Regions from separate parts of the Homo sapiens genome. Here region 2 is linked to region 1. Evidence: chromatin loops called from intact Hi-C (ENCODE). Cell type or tissue: PC-9. All regions are shown on one strand.

The links. Peaks named below come from ENCODE experiments on the same cell type or tissue, not always from the same donor. Only the 100,000 strongest peaks of a DNase experiment are listed, where the experiment ranks them.
Region 2: a loop joins it to region 1, with 8 times the contacts of the local background. A loop is called at or near these places in 4 of 110 quality-filtered maps.

The regions. Positions count from the first base shown.
Region 1 is chr7:141,972,424-141,980,423 of GRCh38, forward strand. TAS2R38 (taste 2 receptor member 38) reads right to left here and starts at 1,350. Exons shown (of 1, transcript NM_176817.5): 1 at 208-1,350. The coding sequence starts at 1,266. The coding sequence ends at 265. In PC-9, CTCF peaks have their summits at 2,610 (motif pointing right), 4,005 (motif pointing right) and 4,214; a DNase peak (open chromatin) is centred at 4,008.
Region 2 is chr7:142,493,010-142,501,009 of GRCh38, forward strand. It overlaps TRB and TRBV5-6. Among named protein-coding and RNA genes, the nearest start is that of MIR11400, 22 kb to the left of the region's middle. In PC-9, CTCF peaks have their summits at 3,675 (motif pointing right), 3,878, 6,035, 6,257 and 3 weaker places; a DNase peak (open chromatin) is centred at 3,922; H3K4me3 peaks cover 398 bases; H3K27ac peaks cover 2,150 bases.

The DNA.
Region 1 (8,000 bases):
ACCAAATACTTAATTATTTTGTTCATTTTATCAAAACAAACCTAGGGTACCAACATTATTCTTGCCTAGGCCATGTATAGTGCTTAATTATTTTATTCATCTATAAGTGAGTTCATTGATACAAAGTGGAGAGACTTTCAATTGTGTTTTATAGAAGAAATTGGAAGGCTTTGTGAGGAATCAGAGTTGTATTCCTGAAGAATCAGAGGCATATTTATGAAGACTCACAGGCGTATTAATGAAGAGCTCATTTCATGTCCATTCTCAGCACAGTGTCCGGGAATCTGCCTTGTGGTCGGCTCTTACCTTCAGGCTGCTCTGAGCCCAGAGCAGAATGGTCATCACAGCTCTCCTCAACTTGGCATTGCCTGAGATCAGGATGGCTGCATGCCCAGAGGGACAAGCTGCCATTATCCCAACACAAACCATCACCCCTATTTTGTCGCGCCACAGAATCAGTAGGGGCACAGAGATGAAGGCAGCACAGGATGATATCACAAAGAAGCAGAAAAAGGAGACAAGAGACTTGAGGGCTTTAATGTGGGCCTCCAGGCTGGGGTCACGAGAGTTTCTGGTATAGACCTTCATTGTCCTCATGTGCCTTCCCAGGGAGACAGTCAGCATCCCAGAAGAAACCAGAAACAATAGGAAAGGAGGCACAGACCACAGATAGCAGAAGAGAAAGGAATAAAATAAATTGAGATCTTTAATCTGCCAGTTGAGCCTTGTATTGTTATTCATGAATAGCACAGTTGTGACTGTGAAGTGAGGTCTGCTAAAAAAGCACCAAACACAGAGGACAGTGCAGATGCAGGAGCAAAGAATAATACCCAGGAGCATCTGGGAGATCTTCCTGGAGACCCAGCTTGCCAAGCAGATCAGGAAGGTGTGAGAGAAACGGATGAGCTTGGAGCAGTAAAGCAGGCTGAGGCAGGCAGCAAGCCAGAGGTTGGCTTGGTTTGCAATCATCCATAGCATGATGATGGCTTGGTAGCTGTGGTTCAGTGGTTCACTCAACTTCTGGAAGTGGGTAAGCTGGATAGCACTCAGGAACAGCAGTCCATGCAGGAAAAGCCGGCTGATGCTGAGACACAGCAGCACACAATCACTGTTGCTCAGTGCCTGCCTCTTCACTACATCCCAAAAATTCACCAAGAAAACGAAGGCATTGGTCAGAAACCCCACTGCAAACTCCAGGACTGAAATGAACAGAAATGTACTCCTGACTTCATAGGACACAGTGCGGATGCGAGTTAGAGTCAACATGATGTCACTTCTCTAATTGGCTATTCTACTTCTCTTCTCTAGTTGGCTAATCTAAAGACCTGGTTGCCACCCAGTGCAGAAAGGTAAATGTACGTTCCAAGCCAGGACCTTTCCTTCACAAAGCATCCAGCTCTTTGCCTAGATCTATCCCAAAGCGAGCGCATAAAAAGTTCTGGCAGGAAACTTAGAGGGATGTTGTTTCTCTAGAACATCTCTTGGATACACGTAAGAGCTTATCATAGGGTGGAAGACTGATGGTTCTACCTCTTGGGTGATGCAAGATTAATAAATCCAGGTGTTCCTGTACAACCGCCTTCCCAGAAGGCCATAGCACAGCATCACGGATGCAAACAAAACAGGGCCTCAATTTCCCCAATCCAGTTTTGCATGCCCATCTGGACCTGTGGGGGTGGCGAAGAGAACAGGATTTGCTTATGGGTTTTGAGGCACCCTGCAGCAGGCAAAGCAGATATTCTTGGTGATCTAAGGTTTGAAATAGAGTCTCTTTTCATTTGCATTCCTTCTCTCATCTGTGAAGTAATGACTCTTATCACAGACTGTGTTTTTAATATAGATAAATGCATGGTTCCTTTCCATGTGTCAGTGTATGATTGCAGTTTTATTTGCTGTTGCCAAAGGTTTCATGCAATCATCATTATTATGCCAGGCACTGTGCCTGGCAAGGAGAATATTAACATGAACAAGACTAGCACGCTGTCATGAAGGGAGAGGAAAGGGGGCATAGCTGGTTTGGATTATTATTATGTTTATTTTTTAATTAGTATAAGTTCTGGGGTACATGTGCAGAACATGCAGGCTTGTTACATAGGCATACACCTGCCATGGTGGTTCGCTGCACCCATCAACCCGTTATCTATATTAGGTATTTCTCCTAATGGTCTCCTTCCCCTTGCCCCCTACCCCCTGACAGGCCCTGGTGTTTGATGTTCCCCTCCCTGTGTCCATGTGTTCTCATTGTTCAACTGCCACTTATGAGTGAATTTCCCCCGATAAATCCTTTAAGAGTTATTGGTGCTGCCCCATTGGTGTTTTTCGATACTTTCTCTTTGTATTTTTTATGTTTTCTTTTGACTAAAGCTCCTTTTTTATTATTAGTAGTGACATAAGTCAGTGATTACTAAAGATGTTCACTTTTGTTTTATTCTGAACTGTTCATACGCAGATATTTATGTAGTCCTTATTTGTGCATCATGATGTAGCAGTTGTATTTAATTAATTGTGTTTGTGACCACTTCATTTGGGTCATTCATGCTTACAGAGTGTCAAACACAGAATTCTGCACTTTCAACTTAAGCTAATTTTCTCCTTGTCTTCACCACACCAGGTGGCGGTGTTGCACTAAAGGTGTTTAGAAAAGATGTTTGCCTCCCTAAAAAGTCTAGGTAGAAACTTGCTCTACTGCACAAGCAGAGATATATAACTATACAGTTAGAACCATTTATATCAAGATTATAATCTTTTATTAAAAAATAAAGTTCTTTATGTTATTTCTTGGAACACCAGATCCAATCTTAATTTTTCAATAATCAAGGGCTCTTTCAGAGAAAGGTAACACAAACCTTCATTGATACACCCCCTCCATTTGACTTATGTACACACAGTGTTTGGGATTATCTAAGTAATCTCCTTTGCAGATAGTCCTTAGCTATTGGCTATTTTTTGAAAAATGGTTTACTCAGGAAGCTAAAAACAGTAAAGTCAACTGCAATGCCAGTAAGAGCAGTGGTAGGAACACAAAAGCTCCTTATTTGTTATTAGTAGTGATATAAGTCAGTGACTACATCTTTATCAGATGTAATTAAAAAAATCTTAGTCCCTGGATTTTGCAACTAAACAGATGTTAAAAATTCTTAACCTATATAAATTGGTGTTTCGACTTTTGCTGCCATTTATTTTTGGAGATTGGAATTACATTCTTTGGATTGATTTTTAAAAATTGGTCTTTGTTAGCTTGACAGAAGAACACTATTATTAGTAATATCAAACCTCATTCCCTTAAAATACCTTGCTTAGATGTTTCCAATGACTAGAGAAATGGACATACCAATATATGTTTATTAAGAGCAAAATATATTCCACCTGTTGTAATGGGCATTGAGGACACACTGGTAAACAAAGGCGTATTAGAGGAACTGAAAGAGCACAGCCTTAAAGCCATAAAGCTTAAAGTAAGCCATACCTTACTTTAGAGGAAAAACACCACTAGATGACTTCAGATAGCGGAGTGAACTGAAAGAAACAATGTTGGGGGAGAGACAACGGACAGGAAACATACAATTGGGGTAGTGTCAATAGGAAACACTGGCAGTGGCCATCATCAACAGCACTCAAAACAGATGAAATGGCACCCAGGAAGTCGATGAGGCAGGAAGGAGCTCGGTGCTTTCACGGGGAGAGGGGAGGCCCGCGTGGCTGGCTTGTAGCCACAGGTGAGGCTGGAGGGCGACTTCTTCCACTACCGTGTGATTACAATATAAAGTAACTAGTGATTGGCTATCTCCCATTCTTCCCCCGTGATTGGCTATCTCCTGTTCTCCCCCTGCCGGAATTCCTAGGACAGCGAGACAGGTGGGAAACAACAGACCTAGGAGGAGTCTCTGCACCTCCAATCTCCCCAAATAATCGGGCAAAGCAATGGACTCCAGCTTTTCCAGGAAGCTCCAGCTCCCCAGCAACCGAGTCCTCCCCCATCGCTATTTAACAGCTCCCACCAGGTGGCGCCAGAACACTGCGAGGCCTGGAATTCCTGGCAGGCTCGCAGTGCATCCTCACCTCAGCCGTTTAAATCTAGCAATAATGGGGTTCCGTATCTCACGCAACTGAAATTTTAGACTCCACTTACTGCGTTATGATAGGCTGAATTTCCTTGAATCTCACAGTTGCCCTGCGAAGAATGTAGTGATATTTCCATTGTACTGATGAGAAAGTGGTTTCAGGAAAGTTAAATAGTTAAATATCTTGGCCAAGGTAAGTAACCTAGTGAGCAGCTGGGATTCCAACCGCAGGTATTCTGATTTCACCTTTGGCGTTTCTTCCTCTGAGCCTAACTCCCAATCTAGAGTACGGGCTGGAGGAGATACCCTTGCTTTGATAAGACACCTGGTAACATTTTTTTTTTTCCCCAACCTCAGCCCTATCTGAGCTTTTTTCTTACTCTTTTTTTCTTTTTTTTTTGCGTGGGCAGGGGGAGTGCAGTTGCCCTTGTGGACTCCCTCAAGATGATAGCTCATTCCATTCCCAGGAGATAGAGAAAAATTGAGTCTGGATAGGTTTATATCTCAGGAGGCCACTGTTCTGGTAAGGGAAAGGAATGGGGAAAATTTCGCTAGGCTCGTTGAAAGAACGTGTCGATGTATGCAACAGGTTAACATAGCTATTCATAAGTTAGAGCCCTAGAGCATAAAAGGAAATTCTTCAGAATTTTTCAGGTGGATCTGGGATGATGTCTTCCTTTACTCCCTTCCTACAGGCTTCCTATATCTTCTTTGCTTCCATTATACTTTGTTCACAGCACTATTGTAGCACTTACCATATGTATTAAAATATGTATTTGTGGCTGGGCGCGGTGGCTCACGCCTGTAATCCCAGCATTTTGGGAGGCCGAGGTGGGCGAATCACGAGGTCAGGAGATTGAGACCATCCTGGCTAACATGGTGAAACCCTGTCTCTACTAAAAATACAAAAAAATTAGCCGGGCGTGGTGGTGGGCACCTGTAGTCCCAGCTACTTGGGAGGCTGAGGCAGGAGAATGGTGTGAACCCGGGAGGAAGAGCTTGCAGTAAGCCAAGATTGCCCCCCTGCACTGCAGCCTGGGAGACAGAGTGAGACTCCGCCTCAAAAAAAAAGTATTTGTTTACATGGGTATCCTCAATTATATTGAGTTCTTCAAGAGTAGGGATTATGTATTGTTCTTTTTTTTTACTCCTTATTGTATATGACAAGTAATTAGATTTTTGTTGGTTTATTTGGCCATTCACTTTAAATCCAAAGTAATGGTTTGACCAACCTTGCTTTCTTATGAATATAGGTATATTGGCCCTGCTTCAATCTAGGTGAATTCACTCTTCGGATTCTTTTTATATTTATTTCCTTTTATGAGACAGGGTCTCACTCTGTTGCCCAGGCTGGAGTGCAGTGGTGTGATCTCAGCTCACTACAATTTCTGCCTCACGGGCTCAAGCCATCCTCCCACCTCAGCCTCCAGAATATCTGGGACTACAGGTGCATGCCTCTATGCCCAGCTAATTTTTGTATTTTTTTTGTAGAGACAGGGTTTCACCATGTTGCCCAGGCTGGTCTCAAACCCCTGAGCTCAAGCGATCTGCCCGACTCAGCCTCCCAAAGTGCTGGGATAACAGGCGTGAGCCACCGAGTCTGGCCTCCTGGGATTCTAACATGTTTTCTGCACTGAAGATCAAAGGCTGAATGTCTTTGTAACCCATTATGTAGCCATTCAGGACAGCACTCATCCTAAGAGAAGAAAAAATTAGGTAGTGAAATCATTCATTAACAAAACTGTAGGCACCAAAGTGTAGGCAGGCTCTTGTTCGGGGGACATGGTGTTTGCTATGAGGGCTTGTCCTCTGTTCCAGTCTGATGGATTTCAGTCTGAATCCAAAGAACAGTTTATTAAGTAAGCCCTTTTGGCTGCAAGCAGTAAAGATTCATTCAGGTGAGCTCCAGTAATATGGATTTTTATAGGCTATATCAATAGTTCTCAAGGCTTAAGGTGCCCCACACTAGGGAGATCAGGATCACCAGGGGACTTGCTAGAAATGCAAGACTGCTGACCTATGGAATAAAAACCTCTGAAGGTGTTCATGACTGTGTTCTAACAAGTCATTCAGGTGATTCTGACGCACACTCATGTTTGACAACTACTGGGGCATAAGAGAGAAAGATTTTCCAGGACTTCAGCAATGAGCCATACTTCACAGAGATTAAACATCACTTGGGTGCTGAAACTTTATTCAGAATCCATGTTGGGGTGTTTTTTTAGCAGTAGGAGTTAATTGCCATTCACTTGAATGCTCCACTGTAAGTGATATTCAGACTCTTGTTAGAAAAGAAGGCCTTTGATGGTTTAGATGGTATAGTGCCAAGAGTCCCAGGAATTCCCAAATCCAGCTCTGCCATTTATTCCTGTTACCTGAGAAGAACAGTGAAAGGGGGTATAATGTGGGTATTACTCTTTTAAATGTGACAGCAGCACCCAACAGCTCTCGCTGCAGAGCCCTGGTACCAGTTGGGTTTAAGCAAGCAGCAGGCCTAGGTAGAATCCACACACCCAATTTGCCATTCTTTCCAGGGTAGTTACTACCAATCGCCTATGTGGTATTCTCGCCATTATCAGCGGAACTTCTGTGTTTGTTAGGCATGTCAGTATTCCCAATTTAAAAGAACTACAAATCTCATCCTTCTTTCAGATAGGAATGTCCAAATGACACAAGAAAAAGTAATTGGATGGAATTTCTTAGAAAGCCCTTGTTGCATTTCCCTTTTTCTGTGCCTGAACTTGAGTGTTATTGTTGGACTCTAACCATGGGGCAAAAGCCAAGAGAATCTCAAAGGCTTCACTCTGAAATCTTGATGGCTGAAACCACACCAGCAACTACTCTTTTCCAGCCTTCTCATTATGTGATAATGGGAAATTCTTATGTCCTTAAGCCACAATGCTTGGAACATTATTATTGGAAGCCGAATGCAATTACTAACTTATCCAATATGAAACTTACACCTTGGGACCAGAATGCGCAAGAGTGGAGAGAGGGAGAGAAGAAATGGGAGCGGGAGAGACACACACACACATACACACACACAGAGAGAGAGAGAGAGAGAGAGAGAGAGAGAGAGAGAGATTACTTACCCACTTATTTGGAGAAAGAGAGAAAGAGGAGATAACTTGCCTGCATGAAGGATCTTGGATCTAATTGCCCATCTAAGCATGAGAAGCCAAGGGTGAAATGGAGAGAAGGGCAGCCTGCTTCCTGTCTAGGTTTGCTTGTCAAGAAGAGGCAGGAAACAAGAAGTACAATAGAGGAAACCAAAGAAAAGATGTCTTTACTTCCTACATTTTAAGGCATATTGTTTTTGCCCACACGTATTTGTTAAAGGGAGGTTGGCAGAGTGGTACCGGTGTGAGGACATGTGGTTAAAGATTCTCTCACACAGTTTTTATTTCAGTTTCTCTATTTTTTCATTTTGTTCTTGCTACTAATTGATCTTGCTAGCAATTCTTTCTGTGTCTTACACTGAGAAAGAGAATCTGAGTGGTTGAGTGGTGACAGAGTGGGATGCTTCCTGAGCTGTAGGCCAATTTAAGGATTGGCTGTCTTTGGGTTAGGTGCCCATCCCTGGTCCCAGCATCTTTTTTTTTTTTTCTTTTATTATTATACTTTAAGTTTTAGGGTACATGTGCACATTGTGCAGGTTAGTTACATATGTATACATGTGCCATGCTGGTGCGCTGCACCCACTAACTCATCATCTAGCATTAGGCATATCTCCCAATGCTATCCCTCTCCCCTCCCCCCACCCCACAACAGTCCCCAGAGTGTGATGTTCCCCTTCCTGTGTCCATGTGATCTCACTGTTCAATTCCCACCTATGAGTGAGAATATGTGGTGTTTGGTTTTTTGTTGTGATAGTTTACTGAGAATGATGATTTCCAATTTCATCCATGTCCCTACAAAGGACATGAACTCATCATTTTT
Region 2 (8,000 bases), 520 kb after region 1:
CCCACATACATGAGGTTGTCATGGGCAGGAAACATGCCTCTTTTTCATATGTTGGGGCATCTGGAAGGTCTGAGGCTACATCCCCAGTAACATCTTTCTTCTGAAGCCTCTTCTATCCCTGTCACCTTGGAAGTTTCTGCAACAAAATATCAAACCTCTCTTCCTGTTTGAAGTAAAGGTCTGTGCAACTTTTGTGGTCCTTACGTGATAAAAGCAATCATGATAACAATAAGACTTCATTTCTTCTGTCTACTTTAAGCCAAGAGTATCCTTCATTTTGTTTCCATTTGCCATTGCTGCTGTTCTGATACACACAAGCATGCATTCACCACTGCTGCCGGTTCACCTTGATTCGCTCAGCAAATCTGATTATTAGACTCTCGAGTGTTTTCATTGCTGTCAAACTCATTTGATTTGAAATAAGTTTCCTGAGGCCTTGAACTCAAGAGGTGTTTTACTTATAATATTGAATCTATTCCTTTTTAATTTTCACATTATATATTGTTATATAGTACTTGTTATAAATAGAAGTACAATGATTATATTGCAGTAGAATCTTCCACCTATCTGTGGGTGATGCTGCAGTTTGTATCCATGAAAGTGAATGCACTGGTCAGAGATCATGTGATCATGGATCATGGGTTTCTGAGAGTCCTCAGGGACAGGCCATTTCTCCAAGTGTGGGGACTCGGTGTCCCAGATGCAACCCTGATAGAGGTGCCCTGAGTCTTTCATAGCTAGGAGGGGCATCATAGTCCTTCCAAATTCACTGATCAGAAATTGTGGTGGTACAGACACCAAATTTCTTTCCCCAGAGAATGATGGTCACTGAGGTGGAGTTGCTCTGGACCCATTTTTTCTTGTGTCATCATCAAATCGCTTCTTGCTCAGGTGCCCTGTGTCTCCTGGGACTGAGTAAGGCCAGCACACAGATGGGAATTCCCTGTCTTCTGAGACCTTCTCTCTAACTGCTGCCACTTTCCTCTCCGTGACTCCTGAGACACCTGGTCCTAACAGTGGACAAGCTGTGACACTGAGGCTGAACAGAACACAGTCCACTGTTGTAAATGGCGCTGCAAGAACTTGTAGCAAAAGTGAGCAGGGCTTCCAATTTATACTGAGAATGAACATGCAACAGGAGCAAGGGGCAGATGTTTCTAATGAACAAATAGGAAGGAATAGGGTTTCTGCTTTATTGAAATCATTCTGTTGTCTTAAGTAAAGCAGGAGAAACATTTCATTGCAATTACTCTAAGTCAAAGGCTAGCAGCTCCCAACCAACCAGCATAACTCTTTGCTCTGTGATCTCGGCAGCTTCAGAGGACTCAGAAATCCTTTCTCTGCACAAACATCCCTTTGTCCATTCCAAGATTCAGGATCACACACTGATCCTATCATGAAAACAATGAGGTGTGCTATAGTTGCTGTGGCCTCATTTTTAGTGTGTTGAGCAGGAAGCATTGAAGAACTTTGAAAGCTTTGCTCTTGAGTCTAGGGATGTGCTGGAGCCAGCTTGAATGACTCAGAAGAACCAAATAGGCATACTACTCTTCCCAGCTCCCCTTTCAGTGAAGCCATGTTGGCTGCTTGAAGTCTGTCATGGTGGGTATGCTGGTACACCACAAATTGGGAAATGCTACCAGCCATGCCCCCACCTTCACAGACACCCAGTATAGCAGCATATCCCTGGGGTATTTTCTGATGTCCCTGTTATGCCATTTCTTGTGGGGCCAAAAGGGCTCAGAATTCACCTCCCCTCTACTCCTGCTCTGAGAAGCCATCATCTAAGTGGGCCTCAATTGTACCTATTTCTATTCGACCTCTAAATTCTCTTGCTCTGTAGCTCTGTGTCTCCTACAAGCATGCCAGTCTGGAACATGACAACTATTTTGAATGTAACTAAAGGTATCACTGAACCAGTTCATTATTTGCAAATTATCTTTCCTTGCATGGAATATTCAGATGCTGGAGTCATTGGGAACAGAGATGGCCAAGCAGCAACTCTGGGTTGTGAACCACATACAGCCCCGCTATTCTTCTATGTCACCGACAGACCCTGAAACAAGGACTATTTTGCTTTGGAGACTAAGCAGCTCCCCACCAGTCAGGAATGACTCTGCTTTTACTTTAGGCTGAGAGGTCAGAAGGATCATGCCCTCAGTATTCTCCTCTCCAAGACAGAGTGTGGCCACTCTCCATCTCAGTCCCTGGAAGTTGTCCAGAGTTCCCTGAGAATCCCTGCTCTGGGACAGAATCACCAAGGCTCATCCTCACCAGCTCCCAACAGGCTCCAGCAGGGCTTTCCTGCCAGGTGCAGGGCACAGGAATGGCTCTGCCTGTCTCTTAGTTAGAGGGAGGCCATGCAATGATGTTTGTATAAGAGGGACTGGGATTCTGGGTCTCCATTAAAGTATTTGATAACATTTTCTTTGTTTTTGTTTTATTTGGCCATCTCACCAATTAGGACAGCAATCCCTTTACAGTTATATTGTTCTTGGCACTTGGGAAGGTTTTTGTGGTTAAGTCACATTAAGAAATTGTGCCTTTTTTTCCTGTTCAGATATAACCCAAGGCAGTGAAAGAAACAACAATAATTTTGAAAGCAGTTACTTATGCATCCTATGATAAAGGTGTTAAGTTTCATTGCCCACATCTAACTTTCAGTCTAGTGGAAATGAAAAGTCACAGTTAGGGGGCATGTGAGCATGCCCTGAGAGAGGCCGATGCCAATTGAGAAGTCTGTGCCAATCCCCAATACTGTGAGATTGAAGGGGAGGGAGAGATGACCTCTCTTTCAGACCATGCTCAACAAGGAGGGAGAGGGATTTTCATCCATGGGAAGCTGAGGAGGAGCAAATCCCAGGGTCCTCTAACTCAGGGTGCGGGAACAAATCCTTGGAGAGGAAAATGGTCCAGTTCAGCTGTCACAGGAGACAGGAGAAAGCACAGTTATCTAATCCACAGTCCCCTGGCTGATTTGCTTCCTTATGATGCTATTTTGTACCAGCATGTCCTCATCTCCCGCTGCTCCTCTGCCTGTTTCAGAATCATCTCTTCCGTGTTTGGTGCTCAGATCAGTGGATGTGCATTGTACAAGCTGATCATTTCCTGTAGCAGCCCCTTTGCTAGTCTTAGCTATATCCATCCTTAGTTTCTACATTAGGTACTGCTCCCTCCACCATTGCTTATTGCCTTGTAAGAGGTTTCATTTTATATATTTCAATTTTACTTTTTATTAATAGACATTTGACTTCATCTTTTGCTGATCTATACTTTTGGGGTAACATTGTCATTTTAGGAGGATGTGTTTGTTTATCTTTAGTGATTCACATTAAATAATCTCTTTATACCTCAACGTCTGTGTTTTCTTACTATTTAAAACCAAATATTATTTTCTTTCATTCCTCTCCTTCTATTCCTCTTTCTTTAGATGGTAGTTTAAGGGAGAAAAAGTTAAACTATAACTGGAGATATTTGTTAAGAGTTTTTCAGAATGACGGTGGGATATTAAGATTTTGGTAACTGAAAGCAATAGTCAGGGTTAGAACTAGTGTTGGTATGATGATTTAGGGAAGCTGCTCATAACACCTGCGGGACGGCACTTGTGGAATATTCTGCCGGCTCACTCAGCAGACACTTCCCAGCGGAAGAAATAATGATGAAACTTCACTTATTGGCCACAAGATGGCACTATGGTCCACTGGGCTCTGGGGAGTCTGGGCGAGCAGTCTAGGAGGGAAAGGGTTAAGAAAAATTAGGGCTTGGATCCCATATTATGCAGATGTTGCAGCAGTTTTCAGTTATTGCTAGGCTACCTACAGCTATGCAAGAGGCGGGAAGTCCCTGTAATCTTTAGTGACATCTACAGTTGAAGAATTTTTGCCTTCGTATCAGGGGCGGGTGCAGAGGAGCAAATGCCTCAGAGGAACATTGGAAATTGTCTGACCAGGCAACAGCTTTAACCTGCTTGAGTGATCTGGGATTCTGCAAGTTCATAAGTCTTACTGATAACATCACCTTGGCTGAGATTCCATTGGACACCAAGTATGTGTTCTCTGGAGGGCAAAAAATATTGAGAAGTTCTAAAACACCTAAGTAAACAGACTACTGAAGGAAAATGTTAGTAGACACATCAAACTGTGCTGTTAGAGCTGAATATAATTGACTAGAAGAATTATCAAAAATAGACTATAAATAAGTCACTACTAAAGTATTTGTGGGCATAGAACAGTGTTTGAGTCTTCTCAGGGTAGATTAAGGAAGAAATTCAGCTATTATCCTCATGACCTTGGCTTGGATGAAAATGCATGGACTCCTCAATTTATTTTCTTGTAAAATGTTACAGAATAATATTGAGCAAACATTTTATTTTTCTCCAGCCTCTATCCCTCTTTAGCACTTACAGGTAGAGCAGACACCTAGACGCAAGGTTTTTTAGTTGGGATCCATTAACTGCAGGACTGGAGATCCACAGCTGGGCTTTACAGGGATTGCAAACCCCACATGCAGGGAACCCCGTGTGTCTGCGCTGTGCCCAACTCCCCTCTGTGAGGCTGCCAAAGGCGGAGGGCCGGGTGTCCCAGGACCCCACTCACAAAGAGGGGAGCAGGCTGCTTGCTGGGCAAAAAAATCACTTCACCAATTGGCCAATCTGTTGAAAGCCAAAAAGAAATGAAAGTCTCAATTGTGAGACTGATGAATGCCCAATTTCCCAAGTTATGAAACGGATAGCAGCTCATGGTTCTCAGAATGATTTCAACAGCATATGAAGATATTTTTAGAGAGCTTTTGTTTGTCTACAGCTTTCCTTGATATTGATCCTCACTTGTTTTTCAGCCCACTCATCACTTGAGCTTATTTTGTGGCCAAATTTCAATGTTGTCTATTTCAGTCACTGAGCACTTCTCACATTCTCCAAATCTTACACAGCTATGTGTGTTCCTGTCTTTTCTTCTTTTTGTGTGATTCATTTTTAAATTGGGCTGTGCAGAATACAAGCATACATTTGTAAATGACTCCCATCTTTTATGCAATTTAGCTGTTTAATTTTTAGTAATACTTTTTATTAAGGTATAATTAATAGAGAGTAAAACACAAATATTAATAGAAGGACATCCTGGTACATTTTGACAAATGCATACGCCAGTGCAATAGTAACTGAAATGATTATAAAAAAAATTTCCGTCACTCAAGAAAGTGTCATCATGCTCCTTTCTAATCAATTTCTATCCCAGGGATAAAAACTTTTCTATGTGTATCACTGTTGAGTAGCTTTGTCTATTCTTGAGCTTCATATAATGGAATCATATTTTTATTGAATTGTTTTTCTCCAAAATTAGTATTTCTGAAGTATATTCATATCGTTGTATCAGTAGGTCATTCTTATGACTAATATTCCATTGCATAAATATACTACAACTTGTTTATCCATGCTCCTGTTGATGGATATCCATGTTACTCCTGTCTTCAACTATTATGAATAAACTTGTTGTGAACATTTTTGTGGAATTCTTCCTGTGGACATATGCATTTTTTTTAAAGAAATAGACTTAAGAGTGGAAATACTGACTCATAGTGTAGATGTGTGTGCTATGCTTGCATGTCCTCACAAAATCTCATGTTGAAACTTGTCAAGGTAATGGTATTGGGAGGTGGGACAGCTATGACTAGGGTCATGAGGGATCTGCCCTCAGAAACAGATCAATGCCCTTTATTGTGGGAGTGAATTAATTATCTTGGGAATGGTCTTCTGATAAAAAGGATGAATTCAGTCATTTTCTCTGACTTCGGTGCTTGCTTCCCCTTCCTTCTGCCTTGGATAACAGCAGGAGGCCCTCAGCAGTTATTGCCCTTCTATCTTGGACTTCTCAGTCTCCAGATCTATAAGCCAAATAAAACTATTGTCTTTATAAATTGCCCATTCCATGGTATTTCTCTATAGCAGTAGGAAAGAAATTGAAAGAAAATATGGTACCTGAGAGTGAGGCTGTTGCTATAATACCTGAAAATGTAGAAGCAGCTTTGGTTAATGGGAAGTGGCTAATGGATAGAGGCTGAAAGAATTGGGAGGAGCAGACTAGCAAAAGTCTAGATTCCTGAAAACAGAGCATAAAGGGCAATTCTGGTGAAGGCTCAGGGGGAAATGAGGAACAAGGTATTGAAAATCGAAGTAAATGCCATCCTTGTTGTAAGTAGCAAAAACCTTGGCAAAATTGTGTCCTGTTCTAGAACTTTATGGAATATAAAAATTATGAGCCATTTGCTAGTATATCTGCTGAAAGAAATATCTAAGAGGCAAAGCATTCAGGCTACTGTGTGACTACTTTTAGCCACCAGGAAATTTAACCCAGCAAGAAGGGAGCCATGGGAATAGATTTTGCAAACCAGCACAGATGGTGACTCTACCTCCCTCTGCTGTCCTGTCTCCCATAAGCCAAACTCTGTGCTGTGAGCTGTTAAAGTCCAAGAATTATTTCTGGGGAATCTGTACTCTTAATAATTTACAGACAACACAGGTCTGCTTTGGATCTGATCAGACAGACTAAATCTTGGGGACTGTACCAGTGGCCACTGAGAAAAGGGGCTCGGAATGTTGTCTTGGATAGAAAAATATAATAAGAAACATTGGTGTGAATCTAGCATCAGAAAGATGACGTGAGGACAGCAAGGAAGAGCTGGAAACTGAGGTTTACTCACAGGCTCCTCACCCTCCGCTGATGGGCAGGTGTGTGAGCTCCAGCATGGAGCACCACAGCACTAGGTGGGAGAACGGTGATAGGGTGATGGGGCAGCCTGTGAGCTGGGGCAGTGTAGGCAGAGGAGGAACTGTATCACCACAGAAACTTCTGCCTTCACACATCCCTCCAGCTAGGCAGGACAGGTAGAGAGTCCAGTGTCCTGGAGCACTAGACCTAAGGAAGGCTGCATGGGGAGGACAAAGGACAGTGACATCACAGGATACCCCTCCCATCAGGAAAATCAAGGCCCAGAACTCACTCGGCTCTTCCCCAGGAGAACCAAGCCCTGAATCAGATGCAGTGCTTCCTGTCCCTCTGTGCCATGGGCCCCGGGCTCCTCTGCTGGGCACTGCTTTGTCTCCTGGGAGCAGGTGAGTCCTGGGCACAGGACAGCAGCCCCATTCTCAGCTTTCCCACCCCTGTGTCCTCCACTTTACCTTGGGGAGGACCTCCAGGCTGTCCCTGTGCTCATCCTCCATCTGCTTTTCCCACAGGCTTAGTGGACGCTGGAGTCACCCAAAGTCCCACACACCTGATCAAAACGAGAGGACAGCAAGTGACTCTGAGATGCTCTCCTAAGTCTGGGCATGACACTGTGTCCTGGTACCAACAGGCCCTGGGTCAGGGGCCCCAGTTTATCTTTCAGTATTATGAGGAGGAAGAGAGACAGAGAGGCAACTTCCCTGATCGATTCTCAGGTCACCAGTTCCCTAACTATAGCTCTGAGCTGAATGTGAACGCCTTGTTGCTGGGGGACTCGGCCCTCTATCTCTGTGCCAGCAGCTTGGCACAGCCCATCAGAGTCACTGACGTTCTGTATATAAACTTCCTGCCTTAGCTTTGCCTTGAGAGCTGCAGGCCCCACCCAGATTTCACTCCTTCAAGGGAAGCTTTTAGTTGTTTGGAAGGCATGTCTTGTGTCCTACTGAGGGCAGAGCTCTCCCAACCAATAAAGCCCAAGTTTCCTGTGTCCTGAGTGTGCCCACTTCTGTGCTGCATCTTCTTGCAGCTTGTCACCTCAGTACAAGAGTGACTGCTGAGCCCCAGATGTGTGCTTGATTATTTGCATTTCTTACATAGCTTAATGCCTTTCAACAATCTTGCACATCAAACATTCTTATTCTTCCTTTACAGATAGAAGGCTCAGGGACATTGAGTCATTTTCCCCAATGTCTCTTGGCTTGTAAGGATCAGAAGTAGGAAACAAACTAGTCCATCCATTTTCCACCTACCCCCCTGCTCCATCATCATCTTCTGCATCCT